Linked DNA regions of Mus musculus: region 2 is linked to region 1. The links are chromatin contacts, found by Hi-C or POLR2A ChIA-PET in ENCODE. All regions are on one chromosome and are shown on one strand. The core of a region is the stretch at or near the end of the contact, and the rest is flanking DNA. Distances in the headings are between cores, read along the strand shown.

What was found. A loop is a pair of places that touch in the nucleus more often than their neighbours do. ChIA-PET counts read pairs that join two places held with the same protein, here RNA polymerase II (POLR2A).
Region 2: a map of heart shows a loop between it and region 1 (3-fold over the local background). The contact joins the promoter of Grk4 here to the promoter of Nelfa in region 1. A Hi-C loop is called at or near these places in 1 of 37 maps with a recorded cell type or tissue (heart). POLR2A ChIA-PET finds 5 or more read pairs at or near these places in 1 of 5 experiments (embryonic stem cell).

The regions. Positions count from the first base shown.
Region 1 is chr5:33,932,399-33,940,243 of GRCm38, reverse strand. Nelfa (negative elongation factor complex member A, Whsc2) reads left to right here and starts at 3,973. Exons shown (of 11, transcript NM_011914.3): 1 at 3,973-4,218. The coding sequence starts at 4,009.
Region 2 is chr5:34,657,751-34,665,595 of GRCm38, reverse strand. Grk4 (G protein-coupled receptor kinase 4) reads right to left here and starts at 5,217. Exons shown (of 16, transcript NM_019497.2): 1 at 4,592-5,217. The coding sequence starts at 4,643. It overlaps Nop14 (NOP14 nucleolar protein), which reads left to right and starts at 5,448. Exons shown (of 18, transcript NM_029278.2): 1 at 5,448-5,745; 2 at 7,587-7,721. The coding sequence starts at 5,551.

The sequences.
Region 1 (7,845 bases), core at 2,724-5,223:
TACATCCTCCAGCCGCAGGGGTCCTGGTACGTTGGGTATTGGGGTCTCACCTGTGATCCTGGATGTGTCAGAATACCTGGGGAGTTGATCTGTAACTGTAGTGTGATTGTGTGGGTTTGGATCCAGAGCAGAAGCTCTGCTCCAGGCACTGGTGCAAACTGGAAGGCACGCGGTGCAGCTGGCCTTTAGTAACATGTATTCCCCTTGCTAGATTATGTTGTGCTAGCTTTGTGGCTTCGTGCCTCCACCATGACAACCATTGTAATTGTTGACCAGCTTCTACAACAGCTGACACCAATCCCTTTCAATCTTGTGGGATAACGCTATGCTGTATAGCCCAGTCATTTAGCATTTCTTTGACAAAGGAAGAATGTAAGTCATACAATACCATGGCCCCCCTCTCTCTCTCTCTTTTTGTTTTGTTTTGTTTTGTTTTTGAGACAGGTTTTCTCTGTGTAGCCTTGCTTGGCTGTACTGGAACTCACTCTGTAGACCAGGCTGGCCTCGAACTCAGAAATCCGCCTGCCTCTGCCTCCCAAGTGCTGGGATTAAAGGCATGTGCCACCACGCCTGGCCATGGCCTCTTTAAAATGCTTTAAAAATAGAATTTGTATGGGTCTCCAGGTCAATTCATTATAAGCCTGTCCACCTCTGTTAGCAGGCATATGCTGCATAGACTGGGAAGGCTGAAGGTGACTGAGTAGCAAAGTCTCTGGTGGTGCACTTAGCTGCACATTAACGTGTTGTACCTGAGCCATTTCCTGCCTTTCCGGCCCCTAGAAGCAAGGCAGTTTACCGTCCAGCCTACTTTGCTTTCATTGTGCAATACATTCCTGGTCTCATTCTCCAAGCCTGAACTTTTTCACCTCCCAGTGGGCCCCCTTTCCCCAAGCTCTTCTACCTCTATCTGAAAACTCTCTAAATGTATAGTCAAGTCTACAATCTTCTCTATCAGAAGAGAATTGTCAGGTTTCCCATTAAACTTTACCAAAACAGTATACAAAACAAAGCCAAAAAATCTCTTTTGGGAGCAAGGCAGGATACCATCCAGCAGCAGTAGCTGCCATTTTGCCAATCTCCTTAAGCACATTGTTAACTGCTTATAATCTGCAGTTTTCTCTACATTTGAAGCAGAGTTACCCATAATGCCTAAGCCACTTGGGGACTACCCATAACTTTAATGATTCAAAGCCTATTTTTAATGATGGTTCTTAGACGCTTTAACCTCCCTTTTAGCCTACCACCCACCAGAGGTAGTGGGAAAGAAAGGTTTCTGAGGACTTGGACCTATTTAGAAAGATTCTTTGAAGCAACTCCCATCTGTGTTGTCTGGAAATTGGCAGTTCAGTTCACAGGTCCGCAGTGGCAGCTCCATCCACTCGGAAGCACTTCAGATATACCAGCAGTCCAGTTTGGTAGTTAGGATAGCAAACATGAATCAGCAGTGGTGGCACTACCTACCTAGTGGAAGCAGCCAGGCAGGAGGGACCCCAAGGGAAACCAGAAGTACTTGGCTGTGCCTCTCATAGGGAAGTGAAGATCACTGAAGACACGAGACCACAAAACAGCCAGCTTTATAAGCCAAGCTCCACCCCCCACCATGCCCTATAACTGTCGGTCCAGGCCTATTTATATCCTCCAAACATCACGTGGCTGGCATATGCCTTGCCTTAGCATATTCATCTGTCTCAGCTGACATCACTCTGCCAATCAGCCCAAGTCCACTGAAGCAGCAAGAAACTGCAGCATATCACTTGACATTTTTTTGGTGCATTTCTGTCTATGGAATCCAACAAATGCAGATCAACACATGGATTTTGTTATCAAAGAATCCTCATCACGTGTCCTTTCACATGCTTGCCTTAGCAGAACACCCTTTCTCCAGTGTCTGCTTCAGCCAAATGTTCCTTCATGAGTCTGCCTTAATCTTTCACCCGTGTCCACTTCAGGAAAACACTCCTTCAGATGTATACCCCAGCAAAACACCATCCAGCATAACTGAATTTCCAAAGAACCCTCAAGTTTCCACTTCATTTTTGTAGACAGGCTTCCTTCATGTAGCCTTGGCTGTCCTGGGACTTTTTCTGTAGACCTGTCTTGCCTCAAACCTTACTGACTCTGCCTCCTGAGTGCTAGGATTAAAGATGTGTACCACCACACCTGGCAATTATGTGTAGTGGCAATTTTCAGAATTCTGATATTTTGCTTTCTTTAAAAAACACAGAAATATTATGTTTTTGTCTTAATATTAAGTGTGGGGATATGGGGCTGCTTTGTAGCAGCTGACTGATTAGCAGAGCCATGGTTTTGCCAGCTGCAGATAGTTTCTGTGTTTGTGTGGCATTTGAAATTCTGGGAATTTTTCAGAGGGTATATAAATGCTAGAGCCCTGATAAGTGGAGTTGGTGATTGTTAGCCATTGGGAGCAGGGGGAGGGGATTGTGGTTTGTTAGTAGCGGTGCTCAAAGAAGAAACTAGATTCAGGGATCTCTCTCTCTCTCCTCCTCCTCTATCCTTCCTTCTCTATCTAATGATAGAGGGTGAAATGGATGGGAGGATGAAGGGTGGGAAAAAGAACCCACAAAGTAGCAAAAACCTACTTCAAGGATGAGCAACATTTTTTTTTTCCAAGACAGGGTTTCTCTGTGTAGCCCTGGATGTCCTGGAATTCACTCTGTAGACCCGGCTGGCCTCGAACTCAGAAATCCACCTACCTCTTCATCCCAAGTGCTGGGATTAAAGGTGTGTGCCACCACCACCAGGCAAGTCTGAGTAACTTAAAGTGTCAGGAAAGACCACTCCACTACAGCTGTCACCAAATGCTGGATACCTGAGGCTCCCAGTCCCTTGAATCAGGCAATTCCACAGTCTCTTCTGTCAATAGTTGTTAATATAACCATGGGAAGTGGCCTAGTGAGTCTTATGCCTTTCCAAGTTTCCTCAGGCTTGTACATTTAATTACCATGCTAAGTCTTAAGAGCTGCTCTCCCCTCTTCATGAAATATTTCAATTAGGAGAAAACAATTTACATTTAGTTATATATTTTCATTCTGTGGCTCAAAATGGACTCAAACCCTCCTATCTGAGCTCAAATTCCAGGAATTACAGACATGAACCACCACTCCCAGGATACTTAGTGTTTTAAGAGATTCGTTTCACTATTTTGCACAGGATGGCCTCTACCTCCTCGGCCCAACCGATCCTTTTCAATCTCCTAAATATCTGTGACCAGAGTCGTGCCCTACTGCCACTTTTGCTGACACTGCCTTGTGAGTGGCCTAGGGCTTTAATCCCAGTACTTGGGAGGCAGAGGTAAGTGGATCTCGGAATTTGAGGCCAGCTTGGTCTACAGAGTGAGTTCGAAGGATGGACAGAACTACACTGTCAAGTTCTGATAAAGAGAGACACTACAGGGTGAATTTAGGCTTCTCAGCAGCTGTGGAGGATCAGCCTTTGAAAGACCGTACTCTGAACTACTTTGCAATTGCCCTGATGATTAACCACAGCCATCGCGACCACATAACCATGGGAAATGGCCTAGTGACATCCCCGACACGGAACGGACCTGTATGCGGACCTGAGGCAGCACTGTATGCAGGACGGGCAAGGGCCATTCAAGACTGTCTGTGGAGAACGAGCCCAGCGCGCTCTCCGGACTCCTTCCAATGAGCCGCACACCGGGAAACCAAACTGTTGCGCCTCACTGCGGTACTCTGAGCGGAACATCTCGACGACACACGGATGCGACTCAAATGGCTACGGCATTGCCCGGCGCCCTAGTAGGTGCCGCCATCATGCGTTACGGAAACCCAGAGTTCTTTTCGCGGAGACTCACCGCCCACTCCCTGTTCTTGCGCCTCGGCTCGAAGCCTCCAGAAGGCGGGGCCATTTGCAGTTGCACTCGAGACCCCGCCCCGCGCCAACGGGTGCCGCCATGTTGGGGGTCCTCGCCGGGGACACGTAGGCGTCCGCGTAAGATGCCGGCCGACGCGCGCTGCCGCCGCCAAGATGGCTTCCATGAGGGAGAGTGACACCGGCCTGTGGCTGCACAACAAGCTGGGCGCCACGGACGAGCTGTGGGCGCCACCCAGCATCGCGTCCCTGCTCACCGCCGCGGTCATCGATAACATCCGCCTCTGCTTCCACCGCCTCTCCTCGGCCGTGAAGCTCAAGCTACTGCTCGGGACGCTGCATCTCCCGCGCCGCACCGTGGACGAGGTGAGGACGCGGGCCAGCCTCTCTCCGGCCGGAGCACCGCTCCTGCCTCCCGCCGGCTCCGGCGCCGCACCTTGCCCTTCTCCCGCCGGCCGCGCGCAGCTCCGTTTTGGCGCCGTTAGCCCCTACACCTTAGTACTTCCAGCCGCTGGGCGCTGTCGCGTTCGGGGGTCGTGGGGCCATGGCCACAACAGCCAGGCCCGCCCCTTCCGCAGTGCTGGATGCTTCAGCTCCGAAGCTACTCTTGGTTCGGGGCTGTTAGTGCAACTTTCCATGTGACTGCTGACCTTAATTTTGTTGCTTTTGCCTTACCAAATATCAGTCGGCTTGCGTTCATCTCTATTCTGTGGCGTTTTGTTTTGTTTTTGTTTTTTGAGACAGGGTTTCTCTGTATAGCTCTGGCTGTCCTGGAACTCACATTGTAGACCAGGCTGGCCTTGAACTCAGAAATCCGCCTGCCTCTGCCTCCTGGGATTAAAGGCGTGCGCCACCACGCCCGGCTATTCTGTGGCTTCTTTTCAGTGTACTCTTGTTCCACATTGCATCTCTCTAACTTATACTATGCTTTGCAAATACATACGCAAATAATATATGTATAGTTTCACTGTGTAGCCCAGGTTGATCTCATACTTGGTATCCTCCAGTCTCAATCTCTGGAGGTCTGGGCCACTACATCTGATAGCAGCTAAAAACACCGAGTTACCTTAGTTTTTAAACATTTCCAGTTATTGTATTATTTTTATATCATTAATTTTTATTGCTGCACTATACCATATACACAAAACTGCATATTTATTCGGTTTAAAAAATACTGAGAGCTAGCTAAATGACTCCTGTTATCTCCACACATGAAAACAAGGCTGGTCCCTCCAAAGCACCTCCATTCCTCTTTCCTGCAGGAGGCTTTTTTTTTTTTTTTTTGGTTTTATTTTGGCAGGGTTATCAATCGTGTGTGCATTCCTAGCACACACGAGTATTTGGGGTTTGCCTCATTTGAATTTAATACGGCAACAGGTTTCCACGTTATATTCATTTTCCGTGTGGTGTGGGTGTGTCTTCTGTTGGTAAACACCTGGACAGATTCATCCAAGTTGTTGCAGACAGTTTGATTTACTCCGAATTATGGGGTTCCATTCTTCAAGCAGACAGCAAATGGACGATTAGGTTGTGGCTGGTTTTTCTCATTCATTTTGTGTGTGTGTGTGTGTGTGTTTGTGTTTTTCTGTTTCATGTTTGTTCTGTTGTGACTGATACAATACATGTTCATGTGAACTCTAGAAGTAACATTGGAGGTGACAGTAGGATTATACCAGGTGGCCTTTCAAAATGGTTTTATTGAATTATACTCACTAAAACAAGTAGGTCAGGTATTTAGATATTAGTAGGATTGTTTGGTTGAACTTTGTACTATTTGCTTGTTCTGCTGCTTAGCTTTCTTTTTGTGTGTGAGTTACCCATTTTGACCCGGATTGTCTTTTCTTTTCCTGACTTGTTGCTTTGGAGGAATACTCTTTAATTGGTGCTCACCACTGTCCTAGTTCCCAGCTATGGCTTAGCTTTCTGAATGGCCTTGTTCAGGAAGTACTCCATTTTTGAGGTGAGGTGCCTGTGGTCTCCATGTGTCTGTCTGTCTGTCTGTCTGTTTCTCAGTGTGAAGCTGAGTTCAGTTTTACAGGTGGCTGTGATGGTCCAGCACCACCTGCAAATGGTTAGCTTTTCCGCCCTGCTGCTCCTGCCTTCTTTTTTTTTTTTTTTTTTTTTTTTGAGTCATTTGTGTGTCTTGCTGATAACCAGCCAAGCTACTTACTGTCCCTTTAGTGTGTTTTGATGTGTGACACACAGGGCAAACCCTTCACTTAATCTTCAGGAATGGCTTCAGCTTTTTTTGCAGCCCCTGGCACTTCTGTCTGTCAGTCTGTGTCTTAGTGTATGTGTATCATTTTCGTGTTTACATGTTCATTTATGTGTGAGGCCAGAGTTGCAGCTTAGGTGTCTACCTCTGTGGTTCTGCATCTTTTATTATGAGACAGTTTCTCAGTGAATCTGGAGCTAACCTTTTGGCTAGACCGGCCAGCCAGCATAGCCCTGGGCTGCCCCTGTCTCCATCTCTAGTACTGTATGTACCCACTGAGCAAGACTTTTTATGTGACTATGGCAATCTGAACTTAGGTCTGCGGACTTCCGGAAGCACTGTATCTAACTTAGCCATGTCCTTAACTCATGGTGTTAATAAAATAGTCTTCATTGTTAATTGCTTTTTAGTCTTTGTTGCAGTTTTCCTCTTAACCCAGCTAGCTCCCATTTATTTAGCAAGTTCTGAGGGCACAACAACTGAGCAGTATTACTTATTATAATCTTCTAAACTAATCTGGCTACCTCCCAGCCAAAATCCCTGAGTACTTGCATTTTAGTACTGATCTGGTTCTCTGGGCTCCAGGTTTTTTCTCATTAAGTCTCCTGGACTCTCCACTTCCTCTCTCTTTTCTCCCTTCCCTTCCTTCTCTCTCCTACTCAGTCACTGGCTAATCAGCTTTTATTGACAAATCAGAAAATAAGATACAGAGGAAGGAGATACTTAGAATAAGGATTGCAACCAGATACAGGAGCACAGAAATCAGCATTTGAATTATACATAGATAATGTTTAATAGAGCACAATAACATTATGCCTACTCTTAATAGTATAAAATCTTGGAACCTAGAGGTTTGGGGAGTTATTTAGAACCATTAAGTTCTATGATTATCCTAGATTCATACATGTCTTTTTTTTTTTTTTTTTTTTTTTTTTTTTTTTTGCTAATGGTATATAGAAATCCTTTAGGTGACTAGGATCTGGGCTAAGAGCAGACGGTAACCGTTCTTTCTGTGTAATCGGGGTTCATTTGGCTTTTTGGGTTTTGTTTTTTTTGTTTTTTTAACCGTACTGTATTCACTATGGACTTGTACTGTTGACCCTCCCTACCTTGACATCCTGGATTCACCTGTTCTTCCTTCTCAACTGCTGCTTTGTATATTTTGGGTTCCTATTCTTAGGAATGCTGTAGTTGTTACAGTTACCTTGTCACTGAACAGCAGGTGGAGTTCTCAGAATTTGCTACATTTTGTCCTTAGGCCTTTTTTAAAAAAGAGTTTATGTAAATTGTTTCACTTTATTTTTTATTGTGAGGCTTGGGGGGGTCCAACTTGGGGTTCAATAATAAAGACACAGATATCTGTGTAGTATACTGTGATTGGCCAGTTTGCTGGGGCAGTCCCTTAGCTAGCCCATCTAATTCAACTGACTCCCCTGCCACGGTGTCTCTCTGTGTGGCTCTCCTGTTCTACTTCTCTGCCCTACTTCCATTCTGCTGCTGTCCCACTTCCTCTCTGCCTGGTTGTTCATTCCCAGCTCTAGCTGCCAGCTCTTTATTATGCAAAACGTCACATTTGGTCTGAACCAATCAGCAGCAGGACAACATCTGTCCATCTCTGGGTGTTCCTTTTGACATATAAGGATTATGTAACTTCCCCCAAGACAGCTTGCTTTTTTGGGCAGGTGAGGAAGCAGCAAACATTTATATATGCTGTTAGGCTGGCACCAGTGGCACAGCAATGAACAAGTGAGAATGCAGAGACAACCTACATGACCACT
Region 2 (7,845 bases), core at 3,968-6,467, 720 kb before region 1:
AATTTATAAAGTAAAGATTCTAGCAGACCATGTGAAGAATCTATGGTGGCTGGGTCAGCTGAAGCTGAAGAATCACTGTAATTAACAAGAGACCCGAATCACTAACGTAAAACCTTTGCTTTGCTGGGACAGTGGATGTTGGTCAGCTGGGGCTAAAGAATCAGCTATAATTAAGAGAACAGTACCACTGAGGTGAGGTCTTATGAGAAGTGTTTCACCAGGGTCAGCACAGACAAGCTGTGTTCCAGAAGTGGCAGCTGAACTTGGTAGTGTAAGGCTCACCTGGGTAGTACTGGTTTTGATGGTGTGGAGTGGCCACAGAGAACGGGTGAGGCTTAGTGTGGCAGGGCTGGAATCCTTGAAGAAGGCCCAAGAGAGGCTATTGGTGGAAGTGCAGCCCAGTTGCAGCAAGAGCCCCCAGCACTTTTGGAGATTCCATGGGATGGCCAGCAAGAACACCAGCAGCAGCAGAGTAGAGCCAGCCAGAACCCCAAAGACAGTCTGCAGAGCACAAGGCCAGAAACTTATCCAAACCCTTTGGAGAAGCCCAGGAAATCATGAGTGGATCCCACACACTACACTTGGAATTGCCTATGCAGTTAAAATTTGGTTTTGCTTTGATTTATTCTGTCATGCCCTGGTTCTTCCCTTTTGAAGTAAAGTATTTAACTTATTTTTTATTTTATAGGAGCCCACAACTGATAGACATTATATTTTAAAAGTCTTTAGAAGTTTAAGAGACTAAATATTTTTTTGTTTGAACTTTTTTTTAACGATTTATTTATTATTATTATTATATCTAAGTACACTGTAGCTGTCTTCAGATGCACCAGAAGAGGGCGTCAAATCTCATTACGGATGGTTGTGAGCCACCATGTGGTTGCTGGGATTTGAACTCAGGACCTTAGGAAGAGCAGTCGGTGCTCTTAACCACTGAGCCATCTCTCCAGCTCCATGTTTGAACTTTTAAAGGTTGTAGGACATTTTAAGTTTGTAAAATGTTTCATATTGTGATATCTTTATTAATGTGAGATCTTGGGAATGAAGAAAAGAAAAATGGTTGCTTAACAGTGATTTTGTTGTGCCAGGCAGTGGCTCAAAAGCCTTTAATCCCAGTACTCAGAAGCAGGTGAAGCTCTGAGTTCAAGGCCAGCCTGATCTACAGAGTAAATTTCAGAATAGCTAAGGCTACATAAAGAAACCCTACCCCGAAGCCCCTCTTTCCTCCCCTCATAAAAGGAAGCAGACTGAGTAGGCCACAAGGAACCAGTACACAGCACTCCTCATGGCTCTGCATCAGATTCTATGTCAGTTTCCTGCCCTGTTTGAGTTCCTCCACTGACTTCTCTCAGTGATAGATTGCCTGGAAGTGTAAACTGAAATAAATCCTTTCCTCTCCAAGTTGCTTTGGTCATAATGTCTCATCTCAGCACTAGTAACCCTAAGTCAGACACAGGCACTCATGATGAAAGCAAAAGGGGGAAAAGAGCTAACCTGCAATGTTTTTAAAGGATCTGTTAAAACTAAAACTTTCCTTAAGTCAGAGAAATTAAATCTTTAATCTCAAACATTGCAAGACAAAATTCTACTGTCACCCAATAGCGTCGTAACATAGCTTTAACTGTCAACTAAGACTCAGAAAACTGGGAGGAAGAAGTCTACATTTCCTTGAGCTCTGGTGAACTGTCTGCAATGCAGTGGCTTGAAAAACTGTGAGATATATCAAATGTAGCTCTGCTCCAACAGACGAGGCTGGTATAGGCCCAAGGGCTTTTAGTCATCTTGTGCTCCTCACATACTCTACTGTAAACCTTGAGACTAGAAGCTCTGAATTCAACAGCCCACTGCCCAGAGCACCTTATGTTAACATGTTAAAAACACTCATTACTTTCCCTCACAAATTCAGCCTTAAAAAATAAATAAACATTTAATAAGCACACTTGCCAGTGTTTTAGCAGCAGCCACATTCCTAATGTCCAAAGGCCCCACCACACAGACTAGAGCCATCATCCAGCATAGATAGCATTGGTCTGACTTTCATAGGTATGCCCAAGGAGGACAAAGTTGCCACTGAGTGTAAGTCCACTGCTTGTTCTGGTGTTCATGGACAGGTAACCTTCTCTGGGATCTCAGGCCTCTGGCTTCCAGAAAGATTGCTACTGTGGAATTTAAATAGGCTTACTCATCTAGCTAGATGCCAAGCCCATGAATAGGGCTCAGCATTCCTTGCCTCCTTTTATAGGGCATGTGTTTCCCACATCTCTGAAATACCTCAATCTATTTCCTAAACAAGTGAGGGAACAAGTTTAGATAGCAGGCTTTGCTTGTCTCTCCCCGCATCCCCGTTTCTCTATGGTGCTGGGGATTTAATCAGAGCCTTACACAGGTTAGTCAAATGTTCTACCTCTGATACACCCAACTTCTAGTTTTTAATTTCTATCCCTGCCACTCAAGCTAAGATCAGTCAGTGAAGGGCTGAGAACCAAGCCCTCGAATTTGTTCTTTGACTTCTCACACGCGCGTGTGCGTGTTACCCATTTGTCTTTGTTTCCCACGGCTGAGATTATAAACACCATGCCCTGGCTTTTTGCATGAATCCTGGTGATTGAACCCAGGTTTTTGTGGGGTTTAAAATTATCTACATCATTATAATAAAACCTAATGCAATATTCCCTGTTCTCAGACACTGTAACCAGATATGAAGGTAGAAAGAAGAGAAAAACCTAAAATTGATTAGATTTTATTTCCATTAAGAAATCCATTCAAGGGGCTGGTGAGATGGCTCAGTGGGTAAGAGCACCCGACTGCTCTTCCGAAGGTCCGGAGTTCAAATCCCAGCAACCACATGGTGGCTCACAACCACTCGTAATGAGATCTGACTCCCTCTTCTGGAGTGTCTGAAGACAGCTACAGTGTACTTACATATAATAAAAATAAATAAATCTTAAAAAAAAAAAAAGAAATCCCTTCAAGGGAATGGAGAGGTGGCTCAGCAGTTAAGAGCACTCACTGCTCTACCGAAGGTCCCGAATTCAAATCCCAGCAACCACATGGTGGCTCACAACCATCCGTAACGAAATCTAATGCCCTCTTTTGGAGTATCTGTGGACAGCTACAGTGTACTTACATATAATAAATAAAAACTTTAAAAAAATACTGTTTTGAATAGAAAAAGTAAGAATGAGTGGGAAGAGAACCAGGTCTTGGTTTTCTCTTAAGGCAGTTAGGAAAGACTCAGAAGTATGCACTTGCTTCTCTTTCAGTAGAACATTCGACTGTTCATGTTGTTTCTCACTCCAAATTCCAATTAGTCCTTGAAGGGGATTTAAAAAAAATATTTATTTTATGTATATGAGTACACTAGGTGTACAGATGGTTGTGAGCCATCATGTGGTTGTTGGAAATTGAACCCCCTCGATCTGGCCAGAAGATTTATTGATTTATTTATTATTCTACGTTAAGTACACTGTAACTGTCTTCAGGCACACCAGAAGAGGGCGTCAGATCTCATTACGGATGGTTGAGCAGTCAGCACTCTTAACCACTGAGCCATCTTGCCAGCCCCTCAAAACAGTATTATTTTGAATAATAGTATTAATTCAAAAATACTGACAGAGTAATGTCTTTTCTTTCATTTGTTTGTTTCTTTGATGATAGCTCTAGTCTCCATAGTTCTACTATAGTAGAACTCATAGTCTACTCCATAGTTCGCAGACTATGGAGCCTAGACTGCCATTGCACAGAGGATCTTCCTGCTTCAAGCCTCCTCTCTCTGCTCCTTGCTCACAGGGGTTTCAAAGCCCTTAGTTTGGTATTCAATTCTGGACACCACTCACTATAAGAAATTTCTGACAATGTTTCTTGTTAGGGCTTCCCATATTGAAAATAGTTATATTGTCCAATTAAGATTCTTCTTCCTGAAAATCACTTGGAACGTAAATGGACTTGTGGGGTTTTTTGTTTGTTTGGTTGGTTGGTTGGTTTTTCGAGACAATGTTTCTCTGTGTCGCCCTGGTTGTCCTGGAACTCACTTTGTAGACCAGGCTGGATTCCAACTCAGAAATCCACCTGCCTCTGCCTCCCGAGTGCTGGGATTAAAGGCGTGTGCCACCATGCGCCACCACTGCCCGGCTAAAATCAATTTTTAAAAGGAACAAAAAGAAAAATCAAAAACATCTGTTACTCACTGGTTTTTCTCAAAGAATATACTTCACATTCTGTGAGGTGAACACACTGAAGCTTCTTAATAGCGTCTACTTCCCATGGAACCTTTGCCTGGGTAATCCTAGAAAGTGTGCAATGCATAACTTTCCATACTCTGTCTTTCAGATTAGCAGCGCTGAGAGTGAGATGGAACTCAATCAGCCCCTTGTGCCTGTTAGGCTAGCGCTACTGTTTCAAAACAACAAAAGTTAGCCCAGGATCACTGACTGACACCCGCTAAGCTGCAGCTCCAATCCAGAATTGGTTCCAGTAGAATCAAAACTCCCTTATTAGACAATAAGGTACCAAGGAATCAGGATTCTCTCCAAGGTTAAAGTTCCTAGGAGGCGCTACCTTCGGGGAGACGGGGAGCCCGGGGTGCACCCACCTAGACGGGCCTTCAGCAACAGATTGTTGGCCACGAAGTTCTCGAGTTCCATGATCGCTGTCCTGCGCCGTCGCTGCCGCGGTTTCCGACGTCGAACTTTTCGGAGTCGAGGCAATGGAGACGGGGAAGGCTGCGGGGAAGGAGATCCTAAACCCGCGGCAGAAGCCTCGGGGCATCCCTTGTCCTTTGAGGAACGCGGCTTCTGGACGGTGGCCCTCCGCGACAGCGACCGTCTCTGTCGCTTCTTCCTCCGCCTCCTCCGGGGTCGCCACAACTGCCAACAGGAGCGCTGCCGTCGTCGCCGTCGCTGTCGCCGTCGCGGTCGCCGCGGAGATGGGACACGGGTAGGCTCGCTACGGGTTCCAGCTCTGTTGCTGTCCCGGCAAGGGGCTTCCGCTATCGGCGCCGGCGCGCGGTAGCTCGAGCTCCTCTCAGCATCATCGCCCAGGCCCAGGGCGCGTAACTCTCTCCTCAGCGCCGGGTCCTGGGCAGCACTCAACCTTCGCCGCGCCCTACCCTACCGAGGAGCTTACAAACTCGAGAGCGGTCTCCAGCGGCGACGGCGACAGCTCCAGCAGCGGCAGCCGCAGCCGCCAGTTAACTCGCAAGACAGCTGGGCCCCGGCTAACGGTTTTCCTCCAGAGGGAGCCCGAGAGCTCCCCTCGGGGCGGCGTCTGAGGATACTGTGGCGGCTCTCGGGACACTACAGATCCCATAAGGCCCAGCGCCAGGAAGTCGAGGAAGTGTGGCCTCCTGGGAGTTGTAGTCTTTAATCCAGTAAACTGTAGTGCCTGTTTAGTGTCATCCAGGACTTGTGTACTTCTCGCGAAATACGGGAAGCTGACGCACTCATCGCGAGACGAAGCTGGGCGTGGTTTTACATCAGCATCCTATGCACGAGTTTCTTGAACTGCTTGGTCTGTACGCACTGTCGTCCAAAGTGTGGCGGAGTGAATGTCATGGGGAAAGCCAAGCGGACTGGGGCGCGGAGGCAGGTCCACAAAGCGCCCGCAGGGGCGTCCGGAGGCCCGGCGAAAACTAACCCAAACCCATTTGAAGTGAAAGTCAACCGGCAGAAGTTCCAGATCCTTGGCAGGAAGACGCGCCACGATGTGGGCCTGCCCGGGGTGTCCCGCGCTCGTGCCATCAGGAAGGTGAGGGGATAGGCTCTACCCAGGTTCTGCGTACTATGCCCAGTGGCTAGTGAAAGCCATTTGGGGAGAAAAAGATTTATTTGGCTTACACTTATATATTTCCATCATTGAGGAAATTAGAGGCAGGAGCTGATGTAGAAGTCATGAGGGGTGCTGCTTACTGGCTTGCTCTCTATAGCTTGCTTAGCCTGCTTTCTTAAAGAACCTAGGACCGCTGCTAGCACATAGGTGGGCCCTCCGCGGTCAATCACTAATTAGTAAAATGCTCTTTGGGCTTGCTTGCAGCCCGGTCTTATGAAAGTATTTTTTTCCAATTGAAATTCCCTTCTTTCTGATGACTATACTTTGTGTCAAGTTTGCCTTAAACTAGCCAGCAAAACGATCAGGACTGAGGCATAACACTGCCTCTCCTTTGCTTGATATCGAATGCGCTTCCTCTGGAAACCCTTCCTCCTTGGGATCTTCCAGGTATACATTCTTCTTGACTCTTCTTGGAGCTTTTAGGGCCTAAGAGTCAATCTCTTCTGAGCTCTGAGCTGCCCTGTACCACTGCTCTGTATGCTTTGACCATGACAGTATTCGTCCCGTGGATAGGGTTTACAGAGTATGCTCTTTGAATGTTTGGAAATTGTCCTTCCTCTGAATTTCATGAGCTTGTCCCTTGGGAAGTCACTGGAATAGTACCTTTTGGGGATAACCTCATAGCTTCCATCCTTGTTCTTATGGCCCCATCTCAAGAGTATATTGTACCTTCCTTTCAAAACCAGTTCAACAAATGGCATTCTCTATGTAACTGCTGACGTTCGTTTGACTTTAAAAAATAAAAGTTTGTGAGTGCCGTTTGTGCTGTGGCTTTAATCTCTGGGGAATCGGAGACAGGTGGATCTCTGAGTTTAAGGGCTTTATGGTGAGACTCAAAACTTCCAGTTGAGTCTCAAAAAATAAATAAAAGAAATGAGTAAGTAAAAGGCAATTCATGGTTACTTTGAGAAAATTAATAGGTTAGACTTATTGGTAATGTTTGTAAAGGGGATAAGTAAGACCTAGCCTTTGCCCTTCACAGCTACAAATCTGTACTTTGTTACAAAGGATCCAGTTTACATGAGATCTTTAGATTGAAGGAAATTTCTTTTTTAAAAAAACTTAATTACTAATTTTATTTTAAATTTAATTTAAATTTTATTTTTAATACATTTATATTATAAATAATAAATAAATAAATAATAACCTCACCACTATGGTATTTGATCACATCTGGGTCTGTCCTTAAAGGGAATCGCATTGTAACTTTGTAAGGAAATTTCTTTTTCTTTTTGCTCTTTCGAGACAGTGTTTCTCTGTGTAGCCCTGGCTGTCTTGGGAACTCACTCTGTAGACCAGGCTGACTTGGAACTCAGAAATCCGCCTGCCTCTGCCTCCCAAGTGCTGGGATCAAAGGTGTGCGCCACCACTGCCCAGCAGGAAATTTCTTTTGAATTGGGTAAAATATCCATACTGCAAGGAGCTGACACTGTCCTGTGTATGTCCTGTATGTGGTTCAATGCATGCATTATAAAAAATACAAATGACTGTCTAATAATTCACCAGTATAAACTATAGGCCAAGGATGGCAGAGAGGACATTTGAAAATAGAATAATGTGGCATCTAACAGAACCACATCAGCTGTTTCTAATTAAGCCTTGAGTTTCATGCAGTATACCTGCCACATGTACTGGTTATTAGCATTAAATAAAGTGGCAAACTGTATTCTTCTCAACTTTACAACCCCTTCTGGTGGCCACCTCAGTGAAGATTATAGAGATTTTATGTGAGAATCATTGATGTGTGATGTGTTTTCCAGAGAACCCAAACTTTACTAAAGGAGTACAAAGAAAGGAACAAGTCCAATGTGTTCGCAGACAAACGCTTTGGGGAGTATAATAGCAACATAAGCCCAGAGGAAAAGATGATGAAGAGATTTGCTCTGGAGCAACAGGTATGGAAAAAGAATGGCAGGGACGTCTTTGCTCTAAACTTTACACAAGGCCCGCCATGGTGAAGGGTGCTTCTCCTTGTTCACCTCTGAGTGGTTTGCCTGCCATGTACAGGGGATATGTCTC